2 separate regions of the Homo sapiens genome follow, and region 2 is linked to region 1. A link is a loop called in an ENCODE intact Hi-C map of the cell type or tissue named here. Cell type or tissue: ascending aorta. All regions are shown on one strand. Links, peaks and the distances in the headings refer to the core of each region. The heading gives the core; the rest is flanking DNA.

What was found. A loop is a pair of places that touch in the nucleus more often than their neighbours do. Peaks named below come from ENCODE experiments on the same cell type or tissue, not always from the same donor. Only the 100,000 strongest peaks of a DNase experiment are listed, where the experiment ranks them.
Region 2: it touches region 1 in a loop (8-fold over the local background); 71 of 110 quality-filtered maps call a loop at or near these places.

Annotation. Positions count from the first base shown.
Region 1 is chr17:32,776,348-32,792,717 of GRCh38, forward strand. It overlaps MYO1D (myosin ID), which reads right to left. Exons shown (of 22, transcript NM_015194.3): 2 at 4,229-4,437; 3 at 2,133-2,226. Among named protein-coding and RNA genes, the nearest start is that of MYO1D-DT, 92 kb to the right of the region's middle. In ascending aorta, for the core only: a CTCF peak has its summit at 7,361 (motif pointing right); no DNase peak of the experiment used is centred there; H3K27ac peaks cover 798 bases.
Region 2 is chr17:32,901,329-32,917,698 of GRCh38, forward strand. It overlaps H2BN1 (H2B.N variant histone 1), which reads left to right. Exons shown (of 2, transcript NM_001401340.1): 2 at 4,863-5,258. The coding sequence ends at 5,045. MYO1D-DT (MYO1D divergent transcript) reads left to right here. Exons shown (of 4, transcript NR_184086.1): 4 at 4,863-5,258. Among named protein-coding and RNA genes, the nearest start is that of H2BN1, 14 kb to the left of the region's middle. RefSeq lists cis regulatory regions at 8,181-12,360, 8,692-8,805, 8,693-8,775, 10,877-11,588. In ascending aorta, for the core only: a CTCF peak has its summit at 8,759 (motif pointing left); DNase peaks (open chromatin) are centred at 8,763 and 11,173; H3K4me3 peaks cover 1,004 bases; H3K27ac peaks cover 1,764 bases.

The sequences.
Region 1 (16,370 bases), core at 4,269-12,268:
GTGTGTGTATGTGTATGTTCACGTGTGTGTGTGTGTGCATACACATGTATCAGCAAATGCTTAAAAATCTGGAGGGATCAGCACACCTTACTATGGTTATCTAGACAGGAGACTGATGGAATGGGCAAGGTAGGATTTCAGGGAACTTTTACATCTTCAACTTAATTCTGTAATTTTTGTTTTTCATTTTATAAATGTACATATTTTATCTACATAAAGAAAATTTTTAAAAAGATGTGTTCTGAAAAGGGAAAGAATAGGTGATACAGAAAATGATACAATTTTTAAGGCACTTGCTTATAAAACCTGGAATTGTGACATTTTATTGTACTTAGTTATACATCATAAATTTAATCTTCACTAGTTCAGAAATTGCTCATTATTTTCTTTGAAGCTGTATGGAATTTCTCCTTTGTACCAGCCATTTAATGCATTCTTTATTCGACGAATGCTAACTTTCTATACAGCAGTCCCTCCCAATGGATACATTTTAAACTTCATGCTATATCCTTGTTTTCATTCCACTGATAAAATTCTTCTTATACAGGCATACCTGCAGAAATAACTTTGGCCTCTGAAATAACTTGATGTAGAAGATCTACTGTTACTCCCGCTAATACTGGAGAGTTCAACCTTATCGCCTCATAAATGAAAGCATATTTTAAAAATATGTGTGTGGGGGGAAACTGCTTGTGATAAGATATGTTTGTGAAAGACTAGTAAATTTATATATGCCTTACTCTACTATTGTAGGTGTGAAATTAATTTATTTCTCATCTAGTTGCTCTCCTGAGCTCCTAAGGAAATTAAGAAAATTTACACATATCCCTGTCCTTGTCAAACTAGATTGTAAAGTCAGAGTAAGAAGGAGGGATATGTTACAATTAAGAAAAATGCCTCTCCTGGCCCAGCAATGCAGCCCAATATGATGAAAAGAAGAAAGGCTACGCAGGGTAGTGAAGTGTAAGTTCTCTTCTTTTACATCAACCCAATATCCTTTCTTCCTATTTATAAAACTGAAGATTGTTATGTGTAGATGAGGTGGGACTCTTTACTAAATTAGTACTGAGCTTTGAAGTAACCAATTAGGAAAACAGTTTCTCTCTTCAAAAAGGCTGCACCACATAAGAAAGTGAGTCTTGTTGCTTTATAGCTATCATCCATTCATCCCTTAAGTATTTGTTAAGCAAATACTATGTGCCAGCTGCTCCCCTAAATGCTGGGCCCCAGACAGTAGAGATCAGCTTTATTACTCATCTTCCCATGAGCAATAGCACAGTATGGCATGAAATCCTTTTAGAAAATGAATCCTGTTCGGCCGGGCGCGGTGGCACATGCCTGTAATCCTAGCACTTTGGGAGACCGAGGCGGACGGGTCACGAGGTCAGGAGATCGAGACCACAGTGAAACCCCGTCTCTACTAAAAACACAAAAAAATTAGCCGGGCGCAGTGGCCGGTGCCTGTAGTCCCAGCTACTCGGGAAGCTGAGGCAGGAGAATGGCATGAACCCGGGAGGCGGAGCTTGCAGTGAGCTGAGATCGCGCCACTGCACTCCAGCCTGGGCCACAGAGCGAGACTCCATCTCAAAAAAAGAAAAAAAGAAAATGAATCTTGTTCAGAAATTCCACTGTCAGTGGATTCTGAATGTTGTAATGATGATGATGGGAAGGCATGGGTCTGCCTTCCAGAGTCCCACTTCTCTCAGAACACAGTTTTTTAAAAACCCTGATGTGGTGCAAAGAGCAAGGAACCTGTGAGAGTTTGAACAATAAAACCTACCAGTGTAAATTATAACAGCTCTGCTGACCACATTTAAGTCAACAGTAATAAACCAGGATGGGAACACTTTCAACTGTTTCAGAGTAATGATTCTTTTGGTCTCATAATTAGGTAAAGCTTACCATAGTATTATTTTTCTATTAAAAACAAATCTAGAAATGGATACAGTGAAATAAATAAAAGTACAGAGACAATATGCACTTAAGAGAATCAAAGTAGCTTAATCATCAAAAAATGCTCAGCCCATAGGTTTAGACCCCCAAAATGCTCAACCCCTAGAGTTTAGGTCTAGCCAAGTCCATAGAGAAAACAGAGTGCTAAGAATTCCTCCCCATTATTAGAGTGCTCTTACCTTTCAACCTCTGCTCTCTGACTGGGGTTGGTGATGGCCGCAATATACTGCATAATGTACTTACTGGCTTCCGTTTTACCAGCTCCACTTTCCCCTGGGGGGAAAAATTGTTCAGGGCTTAACATAATAATTTAAACCAAGAGTAAGCTAATTTTTAATAGAATAATTTAAAAATCTGATACTGGTGATGCATTTAAAATCCCACATGTTGCACTGTTTCATTTTTTTGCTTTTTTGAGTTATTTCGTCCTGCCTTGATATGGTTAGTGGTTCTAACAGACCTGAATATGATGAAGAAAATAAAACTATTATAAAACTAAAATAATGAGTAGACTACAAATAAAGATTTACTTAGGAAAAAGGTACTGATGTGGTAAACTAAGACTAAAGTTTTAGTACTTGGTAGGGACTCATAAGTCTAGCAGAAATGAAATAAGGTAGTGAGTCAAACAGTGGTTACAACTAAATTCATATAATCTTATTTTCTATAAGAGAATTTCTTTTAATCTTAAAGGGGACAAAATAATTCGTCTAAAAAATTAAGGTTAGAGTAATTTTAGTGAAAAAACAAAACAGCAAGCTCCAGACACAAGGTATCATAGAAAAAGCATGACAATTGGGATAATGCTGGGGGATGGGGAAAAAGGAACCAATTTTGAAGTATCTTCGAAATGTTAAATGCTTATGCCTTCTGACTCAAAAATTCCACTGGTAGAAATTTCTCCTAAGGAAATACTAAAAAATACTAACATAACCAAATAATAATAATGTTCAAAGCTTTTAAAACATTTCTATAGACTGTACTGTAAGTCATGGCTAAAATCTGGAAATTATATATCCATCAGTAGATAACTGGATAAATTATGATTCAATTATTTAAATGGAATACTATACAATTATTAAAAAGAATGCACTAGCTCTATAGAAACACCAATGAAAAGATATTTACTATATATTATTAAATGGAAAAATTAGTTATATAACAGACATAATTCTATATATAATTATATATTTATAATATAATTACACATGCAATTATGACTGTATTTGTTTGCACATCCAGAGAAAATGTATAAAAGGATAAACACTAAACTGTTAACAGCTGTTACTGCTGGAATTTTGGGAAGAATAAGGCACTCAAGGCGAAGAAACGTTTTGCTTTTACTCCACACACTCATATAATTGTTTTTATTCTCCCCTTTAAAACCCAGTAATACTGTTTTTGTGATTTGTTTTAAATAAAACATAGTCCTAGGATATAATTTTCTAACTCCAACACTAAGTTACTTAACTCCTCTGACCTTTAATATTCTTATCTATAAAGTAGAAAAATAACTGTTCTACATACCAGAGAGTTGTTTTGCTCACCAAAATGGAATAATGATTATAAAAGTGTTTCTAAAAGCATAAAACCACCAGTGCAAATGTGAGGTATTATTAGCACCTGAAGAAATTCCCACAATTTGGGAGAGGCCATCCTGGGTCAGTGAACAGATATTTTTCCTGTCCCCATTTCACTACATAAGGGTCCTTGAAGGGCTCCCCTTAACGTAGGCAGTTTGGCTCCAGTCCTCAAACATGTGAGGTGTGTACCCTATCTCGTGCCTATCTCCCCCCTTGTTGGGCTTCAATAACTCAGCCCCTCAGCTCTGAAAGCTTATTTTTGGCCCCCACGCCTCAGTAGGTCCCTCAACACTAGTTCCCAAGCACCAGTCTGATTTTGAGTTGATTCTTCCTTTTCACACCTCAATATTTCATTTTCGTTGGTTTCATTTTGCTATTTAAAATAATTTTGTTACATTTTATCCAGACTTTTATGTGTTTGAGATGGAAACATTTTCCATGTCAGCTCAATCTAACAAATTGGCCAGAAGTCATCCAAGTGTAATATGTATTCATAAATGAACCAAGATTAGAGGATGATCAGAAATGATATAAATAATTTGGTATTTAACGTTCATCACTTTTCTCTCTCCTATAGAATTGCTCAGGCTTCTACCTTTAAAAAAATATTTAATCAATTGTTTGGATTCTTGAGTATCAAACAAATTAAACACATTGTGACTTTGGAAATACAGGGGATCCCCTCCAATTACCTGATATCACAATACAAGTGTCTTTTGATCGCCTCTTCATAGCCTTGTAAGCAGCATCCGCAATAGCAAAAAGGTGAGGCGGTCTCTCATACAGCTCACGGCCTTTATACTGCTCAATTGTGTCTCTTCCATAGATGTTCAACAACTTGTAAGGGTTCACAGAAACGACGACTTCTCCAATGAACGTATAGATGCGCCCTTTTTCAAATCTGTACAGAAGCAAAAGAAAAGGAAGACGTAGCTGTGGTTACAGAGAAATGATGTATCTGTCCTGTGAGTCTCTTATTTCCAAGGAAGTCCAAATATCCTAGGAATGATTTCTGAACTGACGTTTCATTGGCTCTGAGTTAACTTGTAGAGAATGTTTGAGGCTGTGCCCCTTCAGATGCCATTGGTAGAAAAGACCAGTAGGGGTTAAAAGCCAGGCAAGAAGGAAGAATTTAACTTGTTGGAGGCTGGGATTTCCTGTTTCCAAAATACAGAAGGGTAAGAAGATGAAAAAGCTAAAAAGAGTTGAAGACAATCTCAGAGCTCTAGGAGGAAAAGAAATAGAAGTTAAAGTAGATCTTGAAATCCACTTAGTCAGATTTTCAATTTTAAAGAGGACTGTCATATACATTTATTTTTTTCTCCCTCTTGAACCTCACTAAAATGTTAGTAAATTAATATAAACAGTAAAATCCATAACAGAGAGAATGGTGGAGGAGACACTTCTGCTCTAAATCAAACTTATTTTTTTATGACTGCCTAAAGTTCCATGGTGTCGATATATCATTATATATTCAACGATTCCTGTTCCTTCCTGCTTTCTATGAACAATACTGCAGAAAACACTCTTGATACATAATCTTACAGATTGGTGCTTTTACTTCTGTGGTATAGATTCTCAGGAATGGGACAGCTGGTTGAAAGGCATGTGTATTTTTAAAGTATATATAATATGATTCTACCTTTTCCCCATAAAATAGGGTTAAAAATCTAATCATACGTATTTGTATCTGTACACAGATATATTTTATAAATGAGTACATAAGTGTGAAAAAATATAGACAAATACATGTTATATTTTATGCATCATTTTATACACACAGTAGGGTTATGTGGAAGGAGAGAAATAAAGAGGAAGGCCACATGGGCAGGTGAGAAGAGGCCACAGGACAAAAAAAAAAAAAAAAATACAAAGCTTGAGTAGGTATGCTATGACTGCAATTGTGCAACTTTATGTGTCTATTTAAGAAAATTTTTAAATATAAAATTCAGAAAACCCATATATGTCCACTGTTTTTACACAGTAATCCACACATAGAAACATATGTGGCCCAGAGCTTAGATGTTTCCACATAACAAGTGGTTACCACCAACATGCTCTACCAGCTGAGAGATACTGGTAGACATCTCTCTCACGTCCAAGAACTGAACAAAGGGTGTGCCCTGACAGGCAAAATGCTGGTTCACAGACAGCATGTCTCTAAGCACGCTTGCTTCATGGCTGGTGGAGCAGGAGAAATAACTAAGCATTTGGGACCAAAAAGCAAGAACCTTAAATTTCCTTTAAGCTGGAATGAAGGCTGTTGGCTATAATTAGGAATGGAAACAAACAGATGTTGATAATTTCAACAATAAATTCAAACCAAGATTTTTATCAAGTATTTAGAGTATTTTAACAGTTATTAACTACTTCAAGGTTTTCAGTGCATTTTTCTACTATGGGTTTTCTATGTATCCTCTCAGTTGTTAGGAAGTTTACATGGCAGCTAAAAGCACTGATTTCGAGTCCTTTACATCTGGGTTTGAATGCTCACATTGCAAACTCAATAGCAGTGATACCTTGTGAAAGCTACTTAACCTCCATGTGTTTCAGCTTATTCATCTGTAAAATGGTCATAATTATACCCCTCTACCCTCGGACATTGAATAAGTACTTTTTAAAAAAGATCATTAATAGTATGCTTCTGATTATGTTATGCATAAGGGAGATTTTTAAATAACATTTTTGTTTTATAAACATTGCTACTGAAATCACAACAATCCTTACACATGAGGAATGAATGAATTCAATTATCATAATCCAATTCTCTGGCCAGACGCAGTGGCTCTTGCCTATAATCCCAGCACTCTGGGAGGCCAAGGCAGGTGGATTACTTGAGACCAGGAGTTTGAGACCAGCCTGGGCAACATAGTGAAACTCCATCTCTACCAAAAATACAAAATTAGCTCGGCGTGGTGGTGCACACTTATAATCCTAGCTACTTGGGAGGCTGAGGCGGGAGGATCGGTTGAACCTGGGAGGCGGAGGTTGCAGTGAGGCAAGATCGCACCACTGCACTGCAGCCTGGGCAGCAGAGTGAGACTCCATCTTAAAAAAAAAAAAATCCAATTCCCTGACTCAGCTGTCAGTCAACTACAAGTCACAAGCAAAATATCTATATAACAACTGTTCAAAGACTCGCGAAAATAAGCTAAGATTCACTACGCAAGTTTTTCTGGCTTAACCTGCAAATTTGCAGTACATGCTCAAGTATCTCCAAGGAAAAGAATCAAAAGGGCACGATTGTTTAGTTTTGAATAAGCACTGTCCAAACAAAAAAAAAAAATGAAGAAAAGCAGCAGAAGAATGTCTCATGAGCCGGGAACTCTGCAACTAAGAGTCACAGCAAATTATGTATGAGATTAGACTATTTTAAGATTCCATGTTGGTCCAATGATGTACCTTCTTTTTCACTGGATAATTTTTAGAGCCACTAATAGACCATTATGCTCTAAAATAATATTTTATTACAAATAAAATATTTTCTATTAACCTATAGGCACCATGTATAAAATAATTAAATGGCTTGGCACAGTGGCACATGCTTGCAGACCCAGCTATTTGAGATGCTGAGGCAGAAGGATCACTTGAGCCCAGGAGTTTGGGTCCAGCCTGGACAACACAGCAAGATCTCATGTCTTAAGAAAATAATTGAATGCATAACTATTAACTCAAAGATAGTGGCAAATATTAACAGAATATGATATTAAATACAATGCTTCAGCAATTCACAAAACGTTAGAAGCTCATTTTACTTGAAATTCTAAGTTTGGTTATCAAATACAAAACTTTCAATTTGGTTGGGTCTTAAAAATCACCACTAGGTGGTGCCAATATACACCTTAACAGCAACTCAAATTTCAGTTTGCATTGGAAAGCCATAGGGTAGTAAGTAAGCACTAAAGTAATATAGTCGCTTACTCTGTTTGCCTCCAGGAAGAACTACTAATTATCCTAGATGACAAATAGGATGTTATCATCTCTTACAAGAGACCAAGGAAGGTGTTCCTATGACTTCTGTGTGCAAACCTTTCATGACAAACTTTTATAATTATTCAGTATCTACTTTGTGCCAGATACCGGGTCAAACCCTGGGAATTAAAAAAGGAGTGGAGAACAGGAAAGCATTGTACATAAATAACAACAATATAGTATGATAGGTAAGGTAATAAAAGCATGTACTGTAGTGACAAAGATTATCCCAATAAACCACCTTCAGTGAGGAACACTAAGAGTAAGAGCATACAGGGTCTGGCCTCCGGGTTTCTGTTGACTTCCATCTACCAACAACACTTCCACCCACCAAAACCTCCCCTACCACTTCTCTCTGTCTCTGTTGCTCTTGTTCTCATTAATGAGCTAATTACAGTTCCCAAGAGCGCCATGTCTTCATGGTTTTGCCCATGGAGTTCATTCTGCCTCACACCTTTTCCTGGTTCCTTCTTCCCCATGTGCTTGCCAGATTCCCTCTCCTTCTCCAAAAGTCTAAGCACTAGGTCCTCTATGGAGTCACTCTTAATACTCTACCTCCAACGTCAGTTTTATGGTCTTTGCTCTGTTACCTTTTTTTTTTCCTTTTTAGAACTTCCTAAATGGTTAACATAAATTAATAGCAATTGATTTTTTAAACTAGTAAGTTTAAAAATATTTATTAAAAGGGACATATATTTTCACTGGCTTTTAAGTGAAACAAAGAGGTTCTAAAAAGTTCTGAATTAGTGAGTAGTAATGGATAAAATATAAAGGTATAATAATGACATTGGCAAACAATAGTTCACTGTAAAGGAATTCTGAAACCTTTTTTTTAAAGTAGCCTTGTTAATTTGCATGTGTCACTTATATATAGGACAATCTATAGTAGGAAGTCAAGATGAGAGGGGCTCCTTCAGATCAGTCACAGGCAGACTACATGCACAACCCCACAGAAAAGGAAGATACTGTGGGGAGGGGTGGGGTATGGAGAACCGGAAGGTGGTTGGCCCAGTCAGAGTAGAAGGCTGTGTTAAGGAATGCTGGGGAACAGTTGGAAATGTACATGGGGGTCAGATTTGATATGATATGAAAACCAGGCTTAGGGAGTTTACATTTGAGGGAGTTTACATTTGATGTGACTGGAAACAAGGAATCAGTGAAGACTTTTCTAGTTAAAGACATCAATAAGGTGCTCAGTGGGGGGAATGGTAGGAGAAATGAGGAAAGGAAAATTGGAGTTGTTTCACGGGGAAACTGGACAGAATCTTAAAACCTACTGAACATAAGGGACAAAAATATATTTGAGTTAGGCAGAAGAGAAAAAGGAATTTATTTCAGATGACCATATCTCAAATGTACTCCTGAAGCGTCTAAGTTAGATTCACCCACTAACAGAATTCAGTGTTATCCTTGGTTGACTTCTTGAAATATATGGAACCAATTATAATCAGGAAGAAAATTCTCTGTGAATGGTCTACTAGGTATGGTATTAACAAAACCTTATTCGTAAGTATTATTCATTTACTTGAGGAGGAACGTACACTTTCTGAATAGGTGTTGCTTAATCACACTGATTTGGCCTGTCTTCCTTCCTTTTTGAATTTAAATGGAATCTTAAGTTACCATGAACGTTCCTATTTCTCAGGAGAGGTGTCCATCTACCCATGCCATTTTTTTTGGCCTTTCACTATCTCCTTAGACAACTCCAATTTAGGTTCCACTCCTGCACTTCAATAAACCTTGACCAAACTTCCCAAACTGCTAAATTCACTGGTTGGTTTTCTATGCTCATCTTACTTAATTTCTCAGTATTTGACACTGACTCCCATTTCCTCAACACACTCTTCTATTGGCTTCTTTGAGCCACGTTCTCTTCATTTTCCTTCTGCTTCTCTGGTTTTCCTTCTCAGTCTCCTTTGCTGACTCCTCTTTTTCTGCTGATCTCTAAATATTCCAGTTCTCTAGGGTTGAGTCTAGTATCACTTCAAATACCATTCAAGGGTCTTCCATTTAAGGAGGATAAAGTAATGATATCTTGGCCCCCTTTCTACCCTCAGAAAATCAACAAGAATAACAAAAACAGAAAAAGACATCGCCTACAATGAAACAAAAAACTAGCCACAACTCTGAACCACAATCTAGGAAGAAAGATTGTGAAAAGCTATGAAAACTAGACCTAGTTGAGGCAGGTTGCTAAGACTGAATATATGCCTCTCCAAATCTCCGGCACTGGAGTAGAGTTCTCCAGAAGTAGGTTGCAGTTCCTGAGTAGCCAAACCAAAAGTCTTGCTAAGAATGTCAGGGTCTCAGTATGCAGGTGGCTTTGGAACAAAATAAGTCCCATTTGACACTTCTAAGTATATGTAAGGTGAGGTTAAATGAAGAAGTAACTAGAAATTCCTTTTTTTAAAAAAAAACAGGCTGTCATAGTGGTGAGGCAAAAGAGAAAAAGTGCAGTGGCTCTGCAGCAGATGATCTTGATAAATGAAAAGAGGCAATGCTAAATCACCTCCCAGAAGTCTCAGACATACATAGGGAACTTGCTTTCTAGTTAGGCAATCTTCTTGCCATTTCAGGGCAGACAGTTGGTGAGACAGGGAATGAGCAGCAGACCACCAAACTCAGTGCATTTTATCTTTCAACCCAGAATGAACCATACCTACTCAAAGATGACAATCATTAGGCCGGGCGCACTGGCTCACGCCTGGAACCCTAGCATTTTGGGAGGCTGAGGTGAGTGGATCACCTGAGGTCAGGAGTTTGAGACCAGCCTGGCCAACATGGCGAAACGCCGGCTCTACTAAAAATACAAAAATTAGCTGGGAGTGGTGGCGCATACCTGTAATCCCAACTACTTGGGAGGCTGAGGCAGGAGAATCTCTTGAACCCAGGGGGCAGAGGTTGCAGTGAGCTGAGATCGCGCCACTTCACTCCAGCCTGGGTGAAAGAGCAAAACTCCGTCAAAAAAGAAAAAAGACGGTCAGTTGAAGTGAACCAGAATGGGGCACATGATAAGATGTCAGAAGAAAAGAAAAAAAAAGTAGGTAGTGGGTAAAACATCTGACAGGCAAAAGGCAGACCAAGAATACCCCACTCCCCCAAAGAAAACCACAAAGTAGAAAAATTATGAAAGAACATTCTGTATGAAAGCAAAGAATACAAAAAAAAATGTAGCTCTCTAAAATAAGATATCAAAGAAGGCATCATTTAAAAGGAGAAATTGTGTTTAAAATCATTTTTTCAAGAGATAAAAAGCTAGAAGAGCTCAAGAAAAAAACCAGAAGAGAGAAAAAAAATCCACAGTAATAAAGGTCATATTAAAAGACATAAAGAGAATGGACACTGCTGAAAATAGAAGGAGACAGGAAGAAAAGGTGGAGAAAAGTAAGCAAAATAATTTTTTGTATTATCTCATTTATATGTAAAATCTTAAATTTTTTTTACCTCAATAGTTTTTGTGGAACAGGTGGGTTTTGTTTACATGGGTAAGTTCTTTAGGGGTGATTTCCAAGATTTTGGTACACTTGTCACCCAAGCAGCAGTGTACACCGTACCAGGTATGTACTCTTTTTTTTTTTTTTGAGACGGAGTCTCACTTTGTCGCCCAGGCTGGAGTGCAGTGGCATGATCTTGGCTCACTGCAACCTCCACCTCCTGGGTTCAAGCGATTCTCCTGCCTCAACCTCCCAAGTAGCTGGGACTACAGGCGCCCACCACCACGCCTGGCTAATTTTTATATTTTTAGTAGAGACAGGGTTTCACTATGTTGGCCAGGATGGTCTCAATATCTTGACCTCGTGATCTGCCAGCCTCAGCCTCCCAAAGTGCTGGAATTACAGGCGTGAGCCACGGTGCCAGGCCTGGTATGTGGTCTTTTATTCCTCGCCCACCTCCCTCCCTTTCCCCTCAAGTTCCCGAAGTCCATTATATCATTCTTGTGCCTTTGCATCCTCATAGCTTAGCTCCCACTTACAAATGAGAACATATGATATTTGGCTTTCCATTCCTGAGTTACTTCACTTAGAATAATGGCCTCCAGCTCCATTCAAGTTGTTACAAAAGACATTATTTTGTTCCTTTTTATGGCCGAGTAGTATTCCATGGTGTATCTATACCACATTTTCTTTATCCACTCATTGGTTCATGGGCATTTAGGTTGGTTTCATATTTTTGCAATTGCAAATTGTACTGCTATAAACGTGTGTGTGTGTGTGTGTCTGTTTCACTTAATGACCTCTTTTCCTTTGGGTAGATACCCAGTAGTGGGATTACTGAATCAAATGGTAATTCTCCATCCTGTCGTTGTACTGGTGAGTTTACATTCTCACTAGCAGTGTAAAAGTGTTCCCTTTTTCACCATAGCTACGCCAATATCTGTTATTTTTTTATTTTTTACTCTGCTGATTATTTCTTTTGCTGTGCAGAAGCTTTTTAGTTTAAGTAGGTCCCATCTATTTATTTTTTGTTGCATTTGCTTTTGGGGTCTTAGTCATGAATTCGTTGCCCAAGCCAATGTCTAGAAGAGTTTTTCTATGTTATCTTCTATAATTTTTATGCTTTCAGGTCTTAGATTTAAGTCTTTGATCCATCTTGAGTTGATTTTTGCATAAGGACCCAGTTTCATTCTTCTACATGTGGCTTGCCAGTTTTCCCAGCACCATTTACTGAATAGGGTGTCTTTTCCCCAGTTGTCAAAAATCAGTTGGCTGTACTCGACTTTATTTCTGGGTTATCTGTTCTGTTCCATTGGTCTACATGCCTATTTTTATAGCAGTACCATGCTGTTTTGGTAACTATAGCCTTACAGTATAATTTGAAGTCAGGTAATGTCATGCCTTCAGATTTGGTTTTTTTGCTTAGTCTTGCTTTGGGGGTGCAGGCTCTTTTTTGGTTTCATATGAATTTTAGGATTTTTTTTCCAGTTCTGTGAAAAATGATAATGGTATTTTGATAGGAATTGCATTAAATCTATAGATTGCTTTGGGCAGTATGGTCATTTTCACAACACTGATTCTTCCCATTCATAAGCATGGGATATGTTTCCATTTGTTTGTGCCATCTAATATTTCTTTCACAAGTGCTTTGTAGTTTTCCTTGCAATCTTTCACCTCCTTGGTTAAGTATATTCCTAAGTTTTTTTGTTTTTTGTTTTGTTTTGTTTTTTTAGCTGTTGTGAAAGGGACTGAGTTCTTGATTTGATTCTCTACTTGGCCATTGTCAGTATATAGCAGTGCTGCTGATTTGTGTACACTGATTTCATATCCTGAGACTTTACTGAATTTGTTTATCAGATCTAGGAGCTTTTTTGATAAAGGGTCTTAGGGGTTTTCTAGGTATATGATCAGATCTCTGGTGAACAGCAACAGTTCAACTTCCTCTTTTCCAATTTGGATGCTCTTTCTTTCTTTCTCTTGTCTGATTGCTCTGGCCAGGACTTCTAGTACTATGTTGAATAGAAGTGGTGAACGTGGGCATTCTTGTTTTGTTCTAGTTCTCACGGGGAATGCTTTCAACTTTTCCCCATTCAGTATGATGTTGGCTGTGAGTCTGTCACAGATGTGAGGTATCTGATAATGGTGACATTTCAAAACAGTAAATAAATATACCAACAATAAACATCAATAAACAGTGTTAGAAAATGGGCTAGTCACTTGGAAAAATAAAAAACACACATCATTACTGTCATAAGTTGAACTGTATTCTCCCAAAAGATACACTGAAATCCTAACCCCTAGTATCTGTGGATGTAACCTTATCTGGAAATAGGGTTTTTGCAGGTGAAATCAAGTTAGGAGGAGGTCATTAGGGTGGACCTGAAACCAATAAAAGAGAAAAATGCCCCACGAAGGGAGAGACAGGGAGAACACTGTGCAATGACAGAGGCAGAGACTAGAAGAAGAATGCAGCCACAAGTCAAGCCAAGCCAAGGATTGACGACCACTGCCAGCAGCTAGGAAGAGTCCAGGAAGGGTATCTCCCTTGACGGTTTTGGGGGGTATTGCTCTGCTGACACCTTGAATTTGGACTTCTAGTTTTCTGAACTGTGAGACAATACACTTCTTTATTTTAAGCCCCCCTGGTTTGTGGTAATTTGTTACAGTAACCGTAGGAATAAAACTAGTTATACTAAAATAAATTCAATAAAAATGTCTCATTCTTCCTTACAAATAAAGAAATGTAAATCAAATCAACAATAAGATATGCTTCTTCACCTATATAGAGCAAGAGTTTTGATAGTGAACGGTGTTAGCAAAAATATGCAACCTCAGGTATCTTCACTGTCACAGGTATCATCTTAACTGATCTGCTCAAACCACTCTCCATCCGTTCCCCATACAGTAGCAAGTATGATCTTAAAATATAAATCTTATCTTACTCTGCATTCCTAGCCTTAAATCTTTTCAATGGGAAACTTTAATCTCAAGCCAATCTGACACACAGACATTGGTTCATCTCATGCCATCTACCTCTGATTACTGTGTGCACTGGCCTTTATTCATCTAAATTCCCCTATCCCCATCATTCCACACCTGTTTGTTTCCTAAATTTCACACAAGTTCCTTATCCATCAAAATTTCTCTATCCCCCATCATTCCACACCTGTATGTTTCCTTTGTAATACCGGTCACAAGTTGTTTTTTGTTTACTTGTTTATTGTCTACCTGCAAAGGAATAGAGGACATATCTATCTTGTTCATGTTTTATCTTCAGAACGATCTTCTCTTTATGTGGACAACTTCACACAATCTAGATACAAACAGCAACTTTTATTCTAGAAAAATACAATTAAATGGTATCTACTCCAACTCAACTTCTGAGACAGACTTTTCATTGCTGGAGAAGAAGGTCACAGAATATATGGGTCTCAATTGGAATTGGAAGAATCAGTACAAACTCATAGTATATGCAGGGCAAAGAGAGAGAAGAGGGAGAGAGGAAGAAATAGGTATGCACACACACACATTTCCTAACTCTGTCCACTTAGAGAAACAGTAACACCAGATAAAGGCCTGGAAATACCATTTTTCTTAACTAAAAGGACTCAGGGCTCCTTGAAGAAAAGCGGATTCTATCACTGGAACAGGGAAAGTACAAAATGAGCTTGGACTATCTTGTTGAGCCAGAAAGTAGGAAACGCACATGTCAAAAGGACACAGGAGCAAGATGAATGGACTTTCACTGCACCCATCTGGGACCACATGGGCATTAAAATCATGTCAGTAATGAGCTGGGCATGGTGGCTCACACCTGTAATCCCAGCACTTTGGGAGACTGAGGTGGGTGGATCACCTGAAGTCAGGAGTTTGAGACCAGCCTGGCCAACATGGTGAAACCCCATCTCTACCAAAAATACAAAAATTAATTGGGCATGGTGGCACGTGCCTGTAATCTCAGCTACTCGGGAGGCTGAGGCAGGAGAATCGCTTGAACCGAGGAGGCAGAGGTTGCAGTGAGCCGAGATCACACTACTGCATTCCAGCCTGGGCAGCAGAGCGAGACTCCGTCTCAAAAAAAAAAAAAAAAAAAAAAAAGGATATTGTTGGGACAACTGATAAAATCTGAACATCAGCTATGAATTAGAAACCAGAATTGCGTCAAAATTACACTTTCTGATTTTCATCACTGTATTGTGGTTATGTAAGAGAAGATCCTTGTTCTTAAGAAACACACCCTGAATTATTTAATGATAGGGGCCTGATGTCTCCAATTTATTCTCCAATGGTTACAAAAAATAACTACATACATATATAAAAATATACAAAGAGAAATTAAGAAGCAAATAGAGCAAAATGTAAACAACTGATAAAGAACAAAAGGGGGTTTCTTGTAGTATCGTCTACCTTTTTTGTAAATTTGAAATTATATCAAAATTAGAAGTTGATAATAAAAATCCAACTTCTAATCCTCTTTATATAGTTAATTAATTAATTTAGAATAGGCAAGATAGACTCTTAGTAAAAGACTCAAAAGATGTAAATGAATACACAGTGAAAAGTGTTTCTCTCTCCTCTTTCCTATACCTTCCCTCCTCAGAGGCAACCACTGCTGCTGGTTTCCTGTGAATTCATTTAGAAACAGTTTAGTTGTTGTTTTTGAATGAATGGCAATTTTTTTTTCTCTAATTAAAATGTTTATCTTGGCAAAAGTCTCATGTAAGTAGATAGAGAAAAGCCGAGTTTTTTATGGCTTCATAGTATTCCATTTCATGGGTGATTATACAATAATATATTTAATCAGTCCCTATTGGACATTTAGTTTTGTTACTATGAACAATGCAAGTATAAATACAATGGTAGCTATTTCTTTGTGCATATGTGTATGTATATCTGTAGAACGCACATCTAGAATTCAAATTATTAGTTCAAAGGATATAAGCAATTTAAATTTATGAATTATATTGCCAAATTAGTCTCCAAAGAGACTGTACCAATTTAAACTTCTGCTTATAATGTATGAGACTTTCTGTTTCATGGGTGTGGGTTTTTAAACCAACGATACTGGCCTATTTAGAAAGGACAGAGTTTTATTTTCAAAATACACAAAACTTTGACCCCTTTCTACACTTATGCAATGTTCATTAGGTTACTTTCAATAAGGTTCAGCCCACCTTGCCAGTTCTTAGATGAGAATCTCTCCCAAGGGTGAAAGCATCTTGTTTCTGCTTCTCTTGGCAAAAATCATGGTTTCCATGTGATGGAGTCAATTAGTTTTATCCCCTTGTTAGACTGTGTGTTCCTGAGATGGACAGGGACCATATGTTGGAAAGAGTAGGAGCTTTATTTTATTTTTGTTTTTATTTTTCTAGAGACAGGGTCTCGTTCTGTCACTTAGGCTACAGTGCAGTGGTATGACCATAGCTCA
Region 2 (16,370 bases), core at 3,879-11,878, 120 kb after region 1:
TGCATTGGTCTTGTATCAGTGTGTCTTTGATATTAATTATTAATTTATAGGGAAACTGAACTTATTTTATCTCTCAAAATCAGCCCTTAAAAATCTCACATATTCACCTCTTCTGTGATAGTCCCTGGGCCTTGAGGAGTTGAATAATTTTAATTTCTGGCCCTGTGACTTCAGGAATGTAGTTTATTTTAATTGACATCTTCTATTGGGCCTGAAGATGAGGCTTTAATTGTTGTCAGTGTTTAAGATTTAGCAGGACTTGGTGTCCTTTTTAGTCCCAGGAGTCAAAGTCCTATAACTCAATGTCACAAGTACTTTAAAAGTACTTGTATTTAAAAGTATGAGCTGAAAATGAGTTGAAGGAGAGCATTACTATTTTGTGCCCTTTAAAAGGAGAAAGAAAACTGAAAATGGCGAGATGCAATGAAAGTTGAACTTTGGGCTAAAAAAAGTTAAAATCTCTTGTAATTTATTAAGAGTAAGTCAATCCCTTAAGAAAATTTCATTGTTCTAACCAATTATTTAGTGTAGAAGTGTTTTTTTTAACATCAAGCCCAATTTCTAGAAAGATCATTATACTTTCTCTTTAATTGACAACTTGATCATATAAAACTTTTTTAAAAAATGAATTTTCTTATTGTGACTTACACAGACTGTTCATAACATGTTTGGACTTTCTGGCTTGTCCTGAACATCCCTCTTTCTTAAACCATCAGTTATTTTACTTTAGGACTAAATCTACCGTACAAGACTCTTTCTCATTTCTCTTTACGCTTTCTTACCGAAAAAAAAAAAAACCTCTTTACTTTTATAACTTTCTTCACATCTTTCTTACTTCTGGGTTCCTTTTATCTTGTTTTATACATAACCTTTAAATACATTTTAAATTAGACAGAAGTCATTTACCTAGATTATTTCTGAAAACTGTGATAATCATCATTTAAAGTTATGGAACCATCATTGTAAAATTATAACTGAGACAGTGATCTCAGTTTTAACCTCCAAGTTGTCCTTGTTTATTTTGGGGTGTGGGCTGAACTAACTTTGGGAGGAATTTATAGTTTAGCTTTGAAACAAAGATGATAACAAACCCTTCCCCAAACAAACCTTACTGCCTGTAGACTAGACCGTCTAAAGTCACAAAATTAGGAGTTATGGTAATCTTACTAAATTCAAGATATAGTTTTTTATTAAATGAATATCAATATCTTATTAAAGATTACACAAGTTGGCTGGGTGCAGTGGCTCACGCCTGTAATCCTAGCACTTTGGGAAGCCGAGGCAGGCGGATCACAAGGTCAGGAGATCGAGACCATCCTTCATAACATGGTGAAACCCCATCTTTACTAAAAATTCAAAAAATTAGCCAGGCGTGGTGGTGGGCACCTGTAGTCCCAGCTACTCAGGAGGCTGAGGCAGGAGAATGGTGTGAACCTGGGAGGCGGAGCTTGCAGTGAGCCGGGATTGCGCCACTGCACTCCAGCCTGGGCGACAGAGCGAGACTCCATCTCAAAAAAAAAAAAAGAAATTACACAAGCAAAGATCATTCTGTTTTTGGGCTGTGTTTATAGTTTTGTAACCCCTATACCAAATTTTGACACCTTTATAGTATTTGGCAGGGATAGAATGAAATTGTTTAATTAATAAATGCAAACAACAATGTATGTTGGCAATTATTAAGACATTTCTAATATTACTTTACCAATAATGTTAAGGTTAATTTATTAAAGATTTTACTTGTTACATAAACTTGAAAGAGCATTTGACTAGTCTTTTCTTTTTTCCTGATAAAGTATTTGATTCAAGTGTTTTATTTTCTTAAGCCAATTAGAGTTCTTTTATATATTTTCAGTAGTGAAATATTATATATATATTATATATACAACACATAAATACATAGATGTATTAGGCATGCCAGTGGAAGTACTTCCTATCAGTTCATAAAAAACTTTTTTTTTCCTATCTTAGACTTTCAAATTCTTAACAACCTGTTTTATTATCTTAGGCACTTGTCAGTTAAATAGTCTTAAACTTGTATATTAAAGGAAACAACTCGGGTAAAAATCTAATGGCAAAATTTACATCGTAAGTTATGGAGAGAAAAAGTCTGTGTTAGAGGGAAATTAATATGAATTTAATTGTCATTTGAACATAAAATTATAGAAATTATAAAGTCCTTTTAAATACACACACACCTTATAGTTTTTACTTCAGAACTTTAGCCATGAGATAAATACAAATTCACCAGCTTGCAAAATGAATATGTTGGATCTAAACAGTGGTTTTTATCTGAAGAGAAAAATAACAGCAGATTTAAAGCAGGCAGAAGAGAAAAATAGCGAAAAAGAATTTAGGAACAACGTAGTTTGCAGGTCAAACTTAGGGCTCTTTTTCTCTAATGTAAGTGTGTACAAGGACCATATTCCATTTTACATAAACTCTGGCAAGTAGAGGTGTCATAAAACCTACAGAGTGTTCAAAAGGAGGTCATTCTCCTTGTTTTCTCCTCATTAGATTATGTCTCACTTTTTTTCTGAAGAGGGGGAACTGAGCTGTGGCCTCAGGTTTTTTGTGTGGTGGTTTGATGTGTGCTGCTTGTGGCCAGACTCCACAATGTGTCACCACTAAGTTGTTTCACCCTCTTACGTGTCTCAGTTTCTCTCTCCAGAGGTCTAAGACTTCTGAGAGGGTTCAAAATGCCAGGTGATCAGTTTTTATACGTGTTTCCTGGATGAGTCTTTTTTTTAAATTAATTTTTGTTGGAGATTTCCCTGTGGGGTTGTTGTATGTCATGGGGGTCAACCCCCCAGACACTCCCACAAGGCCCCCGGTCACCCAGGGGCACCTTTCAGCTGGGAGGAGCAAATGCCCTTTCTCTTCAGAGCTGAGAAAACTCAGTCTCTCATTTATCTATGAAAACAACAGTTCAGTTCCTCATGTAAATGTACACAGACAAGCCGAATTGAGATTACTTTTGGGAGACAAAGTAGTAGACAAGACCTCTTAGAATGCATCTCCGAACTAGAATTAGGCTCCTTAAACAACAACTTCCTAGGAGAGAAAAAATAAACAACAGCCAAGGGCATTTCCTGTAGACTGTGTTCAGCCACCCCTACTTTGTAGCTCTCATCCACCATTACACACATCAAGGTCAAATCCTCTCACAGTACAAGATAACCTCTGGTACCCCCAAAGCCAAAGAGGTCAGGTCATGTAATACAGAAAAACAGACCTTTAGACCTAAGAAAAATCTGCCTATGACTCTTGAAACTCAACAAAGAAAACAGAACACCCCAAAAGGGGTGACTAGAACCTTTGTTCTGAATTCTTTTAAAGGGTTCAAGTCATTAGAAGCCTCCTCTAGATTTTTTGGTACTGTAGATGGCAAAGGGGCAAGGAGGTATGGGGTGGAAGAAAAGTAAATGAAAGAACTTTTTTTTTTTTTTAAGACAGGAAGTAAACACAGAAACCAAATGCATTTTTTAACTCTTTTATAGTTGTGAGGAATTTTAGTCAAATTAGAGAGGTTTTGTTACCCATAATTTGGAATTTTCACTTGGATTTGATCAAGTCATGTAAAGCTGGTCAAATCTGATGGAAGAAAGACCGGAACAAACAACAACAACAAAAACCCAACAATATGATCACTGAGTGTTCTAATGGAGAAAAAATTAAGACCAGCTGGTTGTTGAACTTTAGCCAAGACAAAACTCCAATTCAGTTATTTACCTAGGGATGGGTCTGAGGCTGAAGACTGCTTTCTACCATCCTAGAAGCAGGAAAAAAGCCTCAAACTCCTCTTCCCTGCCGAGAGTGAGCTCAAACTCCATAAAGGAGTTACCTGCCTTCCATCGTCCTGTAAACAGGAAATCTTGCCTTCCTTGTTGGGAGCAAGTAAACTCCAAAACAAACAAACAAAACAAAAGAGGGAGGAGTTGTACAGCAAAATAAACTTTAGTTCTTGACTAAATTTGGGGAGATCAGGGATTCTCTGGAGGGGGTGCTTGCAGACTTCAATAAATTGTCCTATTGGTTTGAGCCATAAAGTTAGCTCATGCTGGTACCAAGCACCGACAAGAGATTTGTCAAAGGTCAGGGGCATCTCTACTCAGAATCCCTTTATGGTTACCAAAATGTGAACCCCAAAAATCTGAGACAGGTCTCAGTTAATTTTTGTGTGTGTGGTTGTGTGTGTGTGTGTGTGTGTTTTGTCAGTTAATTTAGAAAGTTTATTTTGTCAAGGTTGAGGATATGTGTCCATGACACAGTCTCAGGAGGCTCTGATGACATATGCCCAAGGTAGTAGGGGCACAGTGTGTTTTTGCATATTTTAGGGAGACATGAGACAGCAATCAGTATGTATAAGATGTACATTGGTTCCATCTGGAAAGGGGACAACTCGAGGTGAAGGCGGGACAACTCAAAGCGCGGAGGGGGCTTCCAGATCATAGGTAGGTAAGAGACGAGTGGTTGTATTCTACTGAGTTTCTGATTAGCTTCTCCAAGTGAGGCAATCAAATATGTATTTATCTCAGTAGAGGGGTGACTTTGAATAGAATGGGAGGCAGGTTTGTCCTAAGCAGTTCTCAGTTTGGCTTTTTCCTTTAGTTTAGTATTTTGGGGTCCCAAGGTTTATTTTCCTTTTACAGTATAACAGCCTGTTTCATCAAATGCCTGTCGTTGCCCCTTTAGGTGGTTTATTATTATTTTTTAATTCATCATTCAACTTGAAGGTCACTTATGTTGTTCCACTTGTACATGAATTCATAGAAACCATGAGTACTGGGTGTTGGGTCAGACCACAACTGTTCACTGTGGGAAGCCTTTACTTCTGTCTCACCTCTGTGCCATTTCTCCCCTAGATCCACCCTGATTTCAGCGGGCGTTCCTGGGTCTTGTATGCACTAGGTGCCCTCAATGCTTGGCAACTGGAATGGGTTAGCCTGGAGGCATTTAGGCTGTCCTTCTACAACCACAGAAGAGCCATCACTGGCAGAGAGATCCTTGGCGCAGTTAAGCAGAGATCTTCTCAGAAGAGCTTTTGAATAAATGAAGTTGTTCAGAATGGCCTTGTTAAAATGACTCACTTGTCAAAAAACTAGATGTGTTGGAAGGCTGGGTTGGAAGACAAGATGTCTGAGAAGCTGTCCTGCTGCATGAGGAGTTTCATTGCTACACACCTAGTCTCTGGGTCCTGTGTTTTTGGCCTCCAGCTTACTTCGTGAACATAATAAAGGAAAGGCATTTTCTCTTGTGCATGCTATGTGTGCATGTGTGTATGTACTTGTTGTCTATGGCTATTAATTTCTTATGTATACTACTCCCGTTTTGCGCTTACCCATTGTATTCTTTGAAGGACACAACTAGATCGATGACACTGTATACCCATCATCTCTCCCCACTCCAGACTGAGGGTGGAGACTGCTACACTAGAATGAACTGAGATCACAAAGGATTGGGGGCAAGTTGGGGGGCACGTATGTGGGGGTATTAATCCAGGGAGAGGGGAGCTTGAAAGTAGACAGTATTGCCCAAACTTGCAGTGTAATGAGGACTGCTGCCAGCTTCTGGCTTTCTCCCTATCCACCTGTGCCTGCCTCTCCAACCTTAGCCCCCAACCTTTGCTTTGGCCGTAATTTTCCCTTTTACCTGGCTTGTGTAGATTGCTATGGCTCTTGACAGTGTTGAGACATTGTTTAGACTCCTATGAGGAAAGACAATTTTTAAAATTTAAGCACCTCTGCCATGATTTACAGGAACTAAAGCAAAAGGTATCTGCTTGCTCTTTGAGTATAAGAATTGTGGCATTGGGGCTGGGCGCGGTGGCTCACGCCTGTAATCCCAGCACTTTGGGAGGCCAAGGCGGGCAGATCATGAGGTCACGAGATCGAGATCAGCCTGCCAACATGGTGAAACCCTGTCTCTACTAAAAATACAAAAATTAGCTTGGTGTGGTGGCATGTGCTTGTAATCCCAGCTACTCAGGAGGCTGAGGTAGGAGAATTGCTTGAACCCGGGAAGCAGAGGTTGCAGTGAGCCGAGATCGCGCCACTGCATTCCAGCCTAGTGATGGAGTGAGATTCTGTCTCCAAAAAAAAAAAAAAAATTGTGGCAGTGGCATTGATTATCTATGATGTAGCACTTATATATATTAATGTGTGTAATAAGTGTACAAGTGTCAAATGTATAATCTGGTCCCAACTGCAGAAAAAAGACAATTATAATAGTATGATAAAATCAAGGGCAGGCATGGTGGCTCACGTCTGTAATCCCTGTACTTTGGGAGGCAGAGGTGGGCGGATCGCTTGAGCTCAGGGATTGGAGACCAGCCTGGGCAACATGGTGAAACCTCATCTCTATTAAAAATAGAACAATTAGCTGGGTGTGGTGGCATGCACCAGTAATCCCAGCTACTTGGGAGTCTGAGGCAGGAGAATCGCTTGAGCCCAGGAAGCAGAGGTGGCAGCAAGCCAAGATTGCACCATTGCACTCCGGCCTTGGCCATGGGAGTGAAACCCTGTCTCAAAAAAAAAAAAAAAAATCACGGTAAGGAGCAAAAGGGATAAATGGGATGATATGCTGTAGATAGGGGTGGGTGGGGAGCCTGGGGGAAGCCTGGGTAGGTGACATGAAGGAGAAGGTCTTAAGAATGGAGAAGGGTTCCTTAGCCCAGAGGCTAAGGAAAAAGCCTGAGCAAAGGCCCTGAGGCAGGCAGGACAGTTCTTGGATTAATTGGAGAAACTAAATGAAGCTGGGACAGCTGGGCTCTAGCAAGCAAGGAAGAAATACAATAGGAGATGAAGCTGGAGGAAAAGACTGGGGCCATGTGATGCAGGGCTTGGGTTTTACCTGGGTACAGAGGGACACCACTGAAGAATTTTAACTGGAGAATTGACATTTTACTTAGGTGTTTTGTTTTCAGACAGAGTCTTTCTATGTTGCCCAGGCTGGTCTTAAGCTCCTGGGCTCAAGCCATCCTCCTGCCTTGACCTCCCAAGTAGCCTGGATTATAGGCATGTACCAACGTACCTGGCTTTATTTTGTTTTGTTGTTGTTGTTGTTGTTTTTAGTTGAGATACAACCTACAGTAAAGTGTACGAACCTTAAGCACACCACAAAGTTCTACATATGTATACCAGATTAAGATACAGAATGGCCCCATCACTGACTTAGGTTTTAGACCTCTGTTGCCGCTGTCAATAATGGATCACAAAGTGTGGAAATGAGAAGATTATTTAGAAATGTTCCATGTCAGTTTCGTAGAGAGGTGATGGTGATCCAGTTGAGTGTGAAAATGGAGAGAAGTGAGAAATTTGAAATGAATTTTGGAGAGAGAATACAACGTGCTCATGGAATGAATATGAGCATGTAGAAAAAAGTACTGATTCCTAGGTTTGGAGCTTGGGCATTGTGGGAAACAGCCATGCAATCTACAGAGATGGAGAAGACTAAACACAGGACAGGTGTTTTGGGGAGAGGAAGAAATTGAGAATTCCATTCTGGACATGCTCATTGTGAAATACCTATGAAACCTGCAAGTGAAGACGTGAAATAGATAGGACTGGGCCCAAAATACAAATCTGGGAGCCATCAGCATCAAAAGGCAATGTATAGATCAGCAGGAATGGATGAGATTACCCAGGAAGATGGGGTAAAAAGCAAAAGAGAAAACTATCCAGGAAAAAGACTGAAAAATTCTAATATTTAAAATCAGACAGTGGAGGAGCCAACAAAGGAAACCAAGGATAAATCTAAGAAAATCAGGAGAGGGTGGTGTCATGGAAGCCAAGAGGGAGAACATGGTCAGACTGGTGTTCACAATCCTGGTGGGAATGTGAGGATATTTATGTCCATTTGGTGACATGGGGGTCATGGTGATCTTGAGAAGTCAACTCAGTGGAGCACAGTGGGTATCAGCGAGATTTGAGCAAGTTGAAGAGAGAACGGGAGGTAGTTAGTAGAGACAGCTTTTTTTCTTATGGTGTTGAGATGAAAGGTGAAATCTAGTTTGAAAGAGAAGAGAGACACAGGCTGGTAACTGGAGAGTCACTTGGTATATAAAGATTTTTAAGATGAGTGATACTAGATTTTAATTGTTCATTGGTGGGAATTCTCTAGCAGAGAGGGAGATATTAATCCAGAAGAAAGTAGAGAAAGCCAAAGGACCTTGAGAAAGTAAAGGGAGATGAGATACAGAGTAGAGGTGAAAGAGAAGATAGATACAAATTTTGGAAGGTTTAGATGTTTGGTGATGAAAACATGGAGTTGATACCTATTTCTTTTTTCTTTTCTAAATGGTACAAGTAAAGCAGAATAGGGGCATAGGAGGTTTAAAGATTAGATATGAAGTTGTTTGAGGGAGTAAGTGAGAGTTGGACACTTACGGACAGATGGATGACTAGGAATAAGTGCCTGTTTGAGATTTGTGATCATGAATCAAAAGCAAAGCCAGTCTTGGGTGACTTTCCCTAACTATGTGCTCCAGTGCCAGCATGGAGAACACGGAGTTTGGGTTCTGCCAAGAGAGCTGGGAAGGAGAGAAGAGCAAGAGAGCAACTCCGTGGTGGCCTATGTGATCCAGGCCAGATGGTAGGACCAGAGGGTGAGAGGAGTGAGAATGGCATGGAGCTCAAGGGAAGCACAGAAGATGTCAGGCCTGTAAACAGAGGCTCCAAGAAGGAATTTCTCTCCCCAGCAATCTTCAACGTTAGCTCACAGATGAGGGCACTTGCTTTAGAAGCAGTGGTGACACCCAGTGACCACTCTTTGAAGTGCACCTTCTTGGTTTTAGGTTGTCAGCAGATCCGGAAGTGTGTGTTTTTTTCCACTTGGGAGGCATCAGAGCCCTCACCATTCTCTCCATGGTTCTCTCTTGCAGGATTCTGTCCCATTGGTCCTGGACATTTCAAGGGGATGGAGAGGCTGCTGCTTAGGGGGGTAACTAGAAGTGGACTGAAGGCAATCTGGGGGCTGTTAGCTCCAGACCCCAGACCTGGCCTTCTCTGCTAGGTTCCTGCTGTCCTGAGACAGATCCTGAATCCTGGGATGGCTTTGGGTATTCTAAAGCCCTGCTTGGATTTAGAAAAATGCCAGGTAGTGACATAATCCTCTTCCAGCCCACAGTTGTCCTGGGGAAATACCATCCTGGCTGACCCAGAACTGTGTGAGGACTCTCTTCTCAGCACCACCTCCCGAAAGTTGACTGTTGCTGGGGTTCTAAGAGGGTTCCACTGTCTCCAGCTCCACTTGACCCAAGCACTGGGATCTGGCTTAGTCTAGAGAGAAACGCAGATTCCTCCCAAAGTCCTGTCAGTCATCAGAGGTACTGGGCATGACTTCTGGGCCAAGAAGTTGGGTGTCCCTTAGTTAGAGGGTATAGGGAAATACAAAGAGGACCAAGACAGGACAGCCCCTTTGCAGCAACCTAAGGCACTTTTACTGTTCTGATCAATTACCCTGTACCAGGACATGCTGTTTCCCTTCCACTTTAAGAGGTTAGTAAATCAGGTTTGAGTTCAAACACAAGAGGGTCACTGAGGCATGGGGTAGGTGAGGGAGGTGGTTTCTAAGGTGGTCAAGAAATGGAGGAAGACTGTTTCTGACTCACCTCTATCCCTCTTCCCCATCTCTTATCTCACACTCCCCGGTTTGAACTGGACTTTGTACTTAGGGCAGCCTGGTGTCGTGGAAGGAGCCTGTGCTGAACTTGCAGTCGGGTCATCCCTTGGCCACATACCTGCTTCCACATCTGTAAAATGGTGATGTGGTGATGGCACATGGTTATGGTGAAAAATTAAACAATGCACATGAAAGTGTTTCTTACACCAACACAATGCTTTGGTTTAAGGCATTACTATTAGATATTTATACCAAGGCAGATTTCACAGACATTAAGGAAAAAGAAAAAAGTTTTATGGCAATGAAATTCCATTAGAGGTGTATACCAGGCCCTGGGGGAACTCATCAGAGGCAAAGTGACCATTGATGTCTTTTCCAAGACTGAGAGAACACAGAAAGAGGTGGGTAAAGGAGAAGATCCACCACTTGGAGTCAGACAGACTTAGCTTCTTATCCTGTATTTGCCAGTTACTAGTTGTGGCATCTCACACAAGTTCTTGAACTTCCCAGATGCTCAGTGTACCCCTGTATAAAGTGGAGATAATTCCTCCCCGCTGACCTGTTGAGACAATTAAATGAAGTGCTGCCTGTAAAGCACCTTAAATAGAGTATGCACTCAGTGAATATGGTATCATGAAAATGAGTTAATTCAGGTCATCCCAAACTAAATATTTTGGACATATGTTATGGGCCAGGCACCAGGCTAGGTGGTGGGTGATTTTGTCTTATAACACAGCTTTTCAGATAGACAGTTCTAGTTCAAATCCTAGATTTACCACTTACCAGCTGTAGAAATGTATTTAACTTCTTCGAGCCCTAGTTTCTTCCTATATAAAGTGAGGGAGAATAATACCTATTTTGAGAGATTATTGTAATAATTATATAATCTATGCAAAGTGCCTAGCACAGTACCTGGCATGAACAAAGTCTCAAAAATGACAGTGATTATAATTAATATGATCATGCTGAAAATTAAAAGTAGGAGATGCTGATGTATCAGATTTAAAGCTGGACGCTTAAATAACTTTATTTATAGCATTAAATCCATCCTTGAACCAATCTTCTCTGCATTAACTAAAATATGGGATTTACTTCCCCTTATACACATCTACACATCACTCCCAAAATACTTAAAGCAAGATATTTCTATTGGCTGTAAAGAGGGACATGGTAAAATACGGAAATGGGCAAGAGAGGACAGCTGTGTTATCTGTCTTTAAAGCTTTTTCAGGGAAGTCTTTTGAAGATTTTAAGTGTTTTAAGCCTCAATTGCCAGATGCATATGCCCTGTGCACATGCCTTTTCCTCTAGGGAAACCCTGTTCAGGGTCTCAATGTCCCCTGGCCCAGCTGCCTTAACTTAGCGCAAATGCAAACTTGCCCTGTATCTCCAGTGGCTCAGAACTGCCCTGCTAGCTCTCAACCCTCCTCCACGCTTTTTCTTTTTCCTTGCTTCCTGGTCCTGCCCCCTCGCTCCAGCCAGACCCACAGCAGTTCTGAGTGTTTGCTGACTTTCACTCCTCCAAGGAGGACGGGCTTTCGCTATGGTCTCTGTCCACGCCCACAGCTTAGAGAAAGCCTGATCAGTGTATACACAACCCCCTTCCTGGCTGGTGGCGCTGTCCTTGGAAAGCCATTTACTAGTCCATAAAAGGGCCTGAGCACTTAAAACAAACATGGACTCGGTCAAACCAGAAATTTAAAATTGCGGCACTTTAATTCAGGTCAACCTTCATTCTCTTTCCAATTCTGGTGCCTTACCCTGTCTGAGTGTTTCCCATGTGCTTAACCCTCCTGCTTCCCAGTGGCTGCCACACCCCAGCGGGCCTGTTGGTGCTGGGTGTGGGTGGAGAGTTCCCATCCCTGCTGTAGAATGACAGTGATGATAGCTAAGCTTTATTTTCACTCCATGCACAGTGCTTACTGAGCACTAAGCTCCAGGCACTGTTCTAGATATTGGGGGTCAGCAGAGACCATGACAATAAAGTCCCTGCCCTTATGGAGCTTATATTCTGGAATGGGAGAAGTCATAAATATATCGCGCAGTGTCAGGTAGTGATACATGCCATTCAGAAATCCAATTCAGGCAGGACATGGTGGCTCATGCCTATAATCCCAGCACTTTGGGAGGCCGAGGTGGGCGGATCACTTGAGCCCAGCAGTTCGAGACCAGCCTGGGCAACATAGAGAGAACCCGTCTCTACATACACACACAAAAATTAGCTGGGTATATGTTGGGGGAAAGGCTTATGGGGTGCCTGTATAAACTGGCTGTAAAAATATGGGACAGTAGGTTGTGAAAAGCCACAAAAGGCCTCTGAGGAGGAAAGCCTTCTTATCGCCATTATGTTCCCATGCTCTGAGCGAGACTTGCTCTCTTATCTATAAACACTGTGTTCAAGAAAAAAGACCCTCCTTTGAAACATTAGAATGTGGCCAGATGTACAGGCTGCTAGTTAAACCCACTCCCACTAACTACTCTCCAATAAGTTAAAGATACACTGTTTGAGCACAAAGGAGATTCATTTAAACCACCACTGCTATAGATTACACGTATGACGCACTGCCTCCCTTTCACTGTTTCGCCTTCAACATCTGCTTCTTAGTTCTAAGTGACTGTACTCAATAAATAGTGCAGAGACCAGAGCTCTGAGCCTTTTACAGCCTCCATTTTACAGTTGTCCCCCTGGCCCACACTCTTTATGCACTCTTAACCTGTATCTTCTCATTCCTTCGTCGCCACTGGACTTTGGGTACCGTACGGGTGGTGTTGAGGCTGGTCTCCAACAGGTATGGTTGCATGCACCTGTGGTCCCACTTACGTGAGAGGCTGAGGCAGGAGGATTGCCTGAGCCCAGGACGTCAAGGCTGCAGTGAGCCGTGATTGCACCACTGCACTCCAGCCTGGGTGGCAGAGCAAGAAAAGAAAAATTCTAAACAAAACAAAACAAAACACCAACCAAACAAAAAAAACCCCACATTTCACAACAGAGCCAGGGGCACATCAATGATGGGAGGTGCTACTTTAGATAGGTTGATCTGGGAAGACTTCTCTGTGGAGGTGACTCTTGTGCAGGTCCCTGAGCAAAAGGAAGGAGGAGCCTTGGGAATAATGGGGGTAAGGATTCCAGGCAGAGGGCATTCCAGGCAGAGGGCACAGCAAATCACTGGAGTAGAATGAGCTTCACATGTTGGAGGAACATCTAGGAGGCCTCATTTTTCTTTTAATGTCATACAGTGATGAGCACTTAAAAAATCTGTGATAAAATATATACAACATAAACTTCCCCATTTAAACCATTTTGAAGTATACAGTTCACTGGAATTAAGTACATTCATGCTGTTACGCAGCTATCACCACAATCCATCTCTAGCACTTTTTAATCATCTTCTCAAACTGAAACTCTGTGCCCATCAACAATGACTCCCCCTTCCTCCCTCCCCCAACCTCTGGCAACCACCATTCTACTTTCTAGGTGTTAGCACTTTAAATGTGTCATCTCATTTCATCCTCAAAACAACTGTAGGCCATGAGTTTTACTGTGATCCCCATTCTACAGATGAGGAAACGTAAACTGAGTGAACTGTCTCAGATCACACGGCCATTAAGTGAGGGAAGGAGGTCTCCATTCACAGTGCTTCTGGCTCAGGCTCCTGCTTGTAACTGCGTACCTGGTAGGGGTTTAGGATGTCCTTCTGCCGCCCCTCTGAAAACATAGAGGTGAGTTGAGAGAGTTTCATGTGGATTACAGACAATGTGAGAAGCTTTTCTGGTTGGGACAGGAGGGGGTTTGTTGTACCTCACTGGTCCTGTCTGCCTGGAAGGAAGAGGCTCTTGCCCAGTGACGAGGATTGGGGAGAGAAGGGAGAGTAGGTAACCAACATCTGTCTGCTATTCTCCTTTTCCATCTTTGTCTTCTGAGCTGTCTTTCAAGGGGTATCAGCTGCTCTGAGTGGATAAGCATGGGCATCTTTATTGCTTGGTGTCCAGTCAGCCAGGTAGCACTACCACCACTTATTTATTACTAGGTTATAACACAGTGCTAGGTGCTGCAAAGAGATTCATCCAGGAGCTACGCATGACACAGATACAGCTATGCAACAGATATCAGAAGGAAAAAGCAAAACAAAAGGAAATCAAGATGAGACTAGCCAAAAAAGTACAGTACTTGAGTTACATCTGGACCAGAGTAAGTCTGTTTTTGATGATGGAGTGTGTGCAAAATTGGGATGGAGTGGCTCTATTTGTTGCAGCTGGAGCCATGACCACCTGTCCTGTTCCAATAACCAGGTTGTTGGAAGAGCTATCAGTTTCCTGGTTTGAGTGGTCTTGCTTTGGTACCAGGAGGTGTTGAGTTTCACTTCCTGCCTTCCCACATATAAGCTGAAAGAGCTCAGGCAAGTTGCCTTACCCTTCCAAGGCTATTTCTTCCTTTGCAAACATAATCATACCTACTTTTTAGGGTTGGTGAGAAGATCAAAAGAGATAAGGTGTGTCGGATGTCTAATCAGTGTTTGCTACATAGTAAGTGCTCAACAAATATTCATTCCTTGCTGAGTAGAGCACGAGTATGCACCCAGTGGCCAGGAGCCAAGCCTTCTTCCTCCTTATCATGGTCAGCACCATTTCTGACCTGCTGGCTTGTCCTCTCTAATCACTGGATTCAGCTTTCAATTTGGGGACCCTTGTTACACACTTTGCTGTTCAGACTTAGTGAGGAGAGGCCTTAGCTAGGGGTATTTGAATTTTGGGGAACAATCCAGCAATCATACCTCTTACCTATTTGGGGACAACCTCCTCACATGCAGTATATTGGAAGGCAGGATACTGCCTGTGCCTCACCTCCCACAGTGGAAGCAGACAGGGTGAGGTCCTACCCAGGATTTGGGATCTAGAATGTAGGATAATGGAGAGGGGCACTTAGCCCCTAGAGCCTGCCCAGTTCTTAATCTTGGTCTTCAGTCTCCTGCTGATTCTGTGGGCACCCTCTTGTCCTTTCAACAAGTCCCCTTTCCTCGTGGGACAATCATTTTCTGTTGCTTGCAATTCAGTCTTGTGCAACACTGAGGTCTTCTCAGATCAATCCTGAGAGAGATTTCAAGGGGCCTTGGGATGTTAGAACAATGGGAGACAGCTGGCTAGAAAAGGTACTGGGCACAACCTTGGTACAACTCTTTCCTCCCAGCAGCAGGTTAGTGGGTGGTTAATTGGGGCATGCATACTGTCAGCTCCAGGCAGTCGCTGAGCTGTTTATTCACTTGTTTATATGTTTGCTTGTTTTTTGGTAAGTGTATGTCTTTTCTATGTGTGCTTCAACCTCCTCAAGATTAAAGCTTTCTTTTACATCTCTTGTACAGAGTCACAGAACCCCAGACCTGGAAGAGGCCACAAGAGATCATGTGGTTTTAGCTTCTTACCTCAAGGCCACCAAATGTTTAACCACCCAACACAAATAGAAATAGTTCGTCTCAGAGACTCTCCAAGAAATGGACACATTTAATGTCCCCAGTCACCCATTCCAACGCTGGCTGCTTTGCTTTGAGCCTATTTTCCTTACACAGATTGTAATGCTTGTAGCTTCTTCATGAAAGCACTTCAGAGGATTATAAAATCATCCCTCAGCCTTCTTTTCCCTGAGAGCCAATGGTGGGAAAACCCAGCTACCTACAGGTCCAGGCTCTTACCAAAAGGGTGAGCTGTGAGTGTGTGCACATATGTTGTAGGGGCAATGGGGTAGTGCTGGGTCTGGAAAGCAAGCCTCGGACAACACCTGCCCTCTCCTGCTGACTGTTGCTACTGGTGGAATGTAGGCTGTGTTTTTGAGAGATCTTATTAATTTTTCAGGGAAGCTGGAAATCTAGAATTATAAGTGAGAGTCCTGATTTTTTAAAATGTTGGCAACTAATCTGATTTTTAAAAACCATGAACCGGGCCAGGCGTGGTGGCTCACACCTGTAATCCCAGCACTTTGGGAGGCCAAGGCAGGAAGATCACTCGGGGCCAGGTATTCGAGACCAGCCTGGCCAACATGGTGAAAACCCATTTCTACTAAAAATACAAAAAATTAGCCAGGCATGGTGGTGCATGCTTATAATCCTAGCTACTCGAGTGGCCGAGGCATGAACTCAGGAGGCAGAGGTTGCAGTGAGCCTGAGGCAGGAGAATAGGGTCTGGAGGCAGGGAACCCAAGGCTGATTCACCCTGAATTCCTAGAACTAAATCAAAAGGAAAACCCCAACTTTCAACACCTAAGCAACAAAAGGACCAGAGGCTACTCCCTTTGCAAACCACCCTGCCTTTCTGCTTGGCAGATAGAAAATTGAAAGTACCTCTGATAGATTGCTTTCCAAAACCAATCAGACATTTGCATAGGAGGGTAACTTTGTAACTTCACTTCAGCCTCTGATTGTGGAAAGCAACCAATTAGACTGATTGCAGGCCACCACTTCATTTGCATGGGGTGAATACCAAGTGCCCAATAGGAAACCTCTAGAGGGTGTTTGGACCCCAGAAAATTCTGTAATGGGGGCTCTGGAGCCCCTATGCTTGGGCCCGCTCCCACCCTGTGGTGTGTGCTTTCATTTTCAATAAATCTCTGCTTTTGTTGCTTCATTCTTTCCTTGCTTAGTGCATTTTGTCTAATTCTTTGTTCAAAATGCCAAGAACCTGGAGACCCTCCACCGGTAACATATTTTGGTGAGCCAGCCAAAAGGTAAGCCCAAAGTTTGGGGTTTATTTTTCTCCTTTCTGCT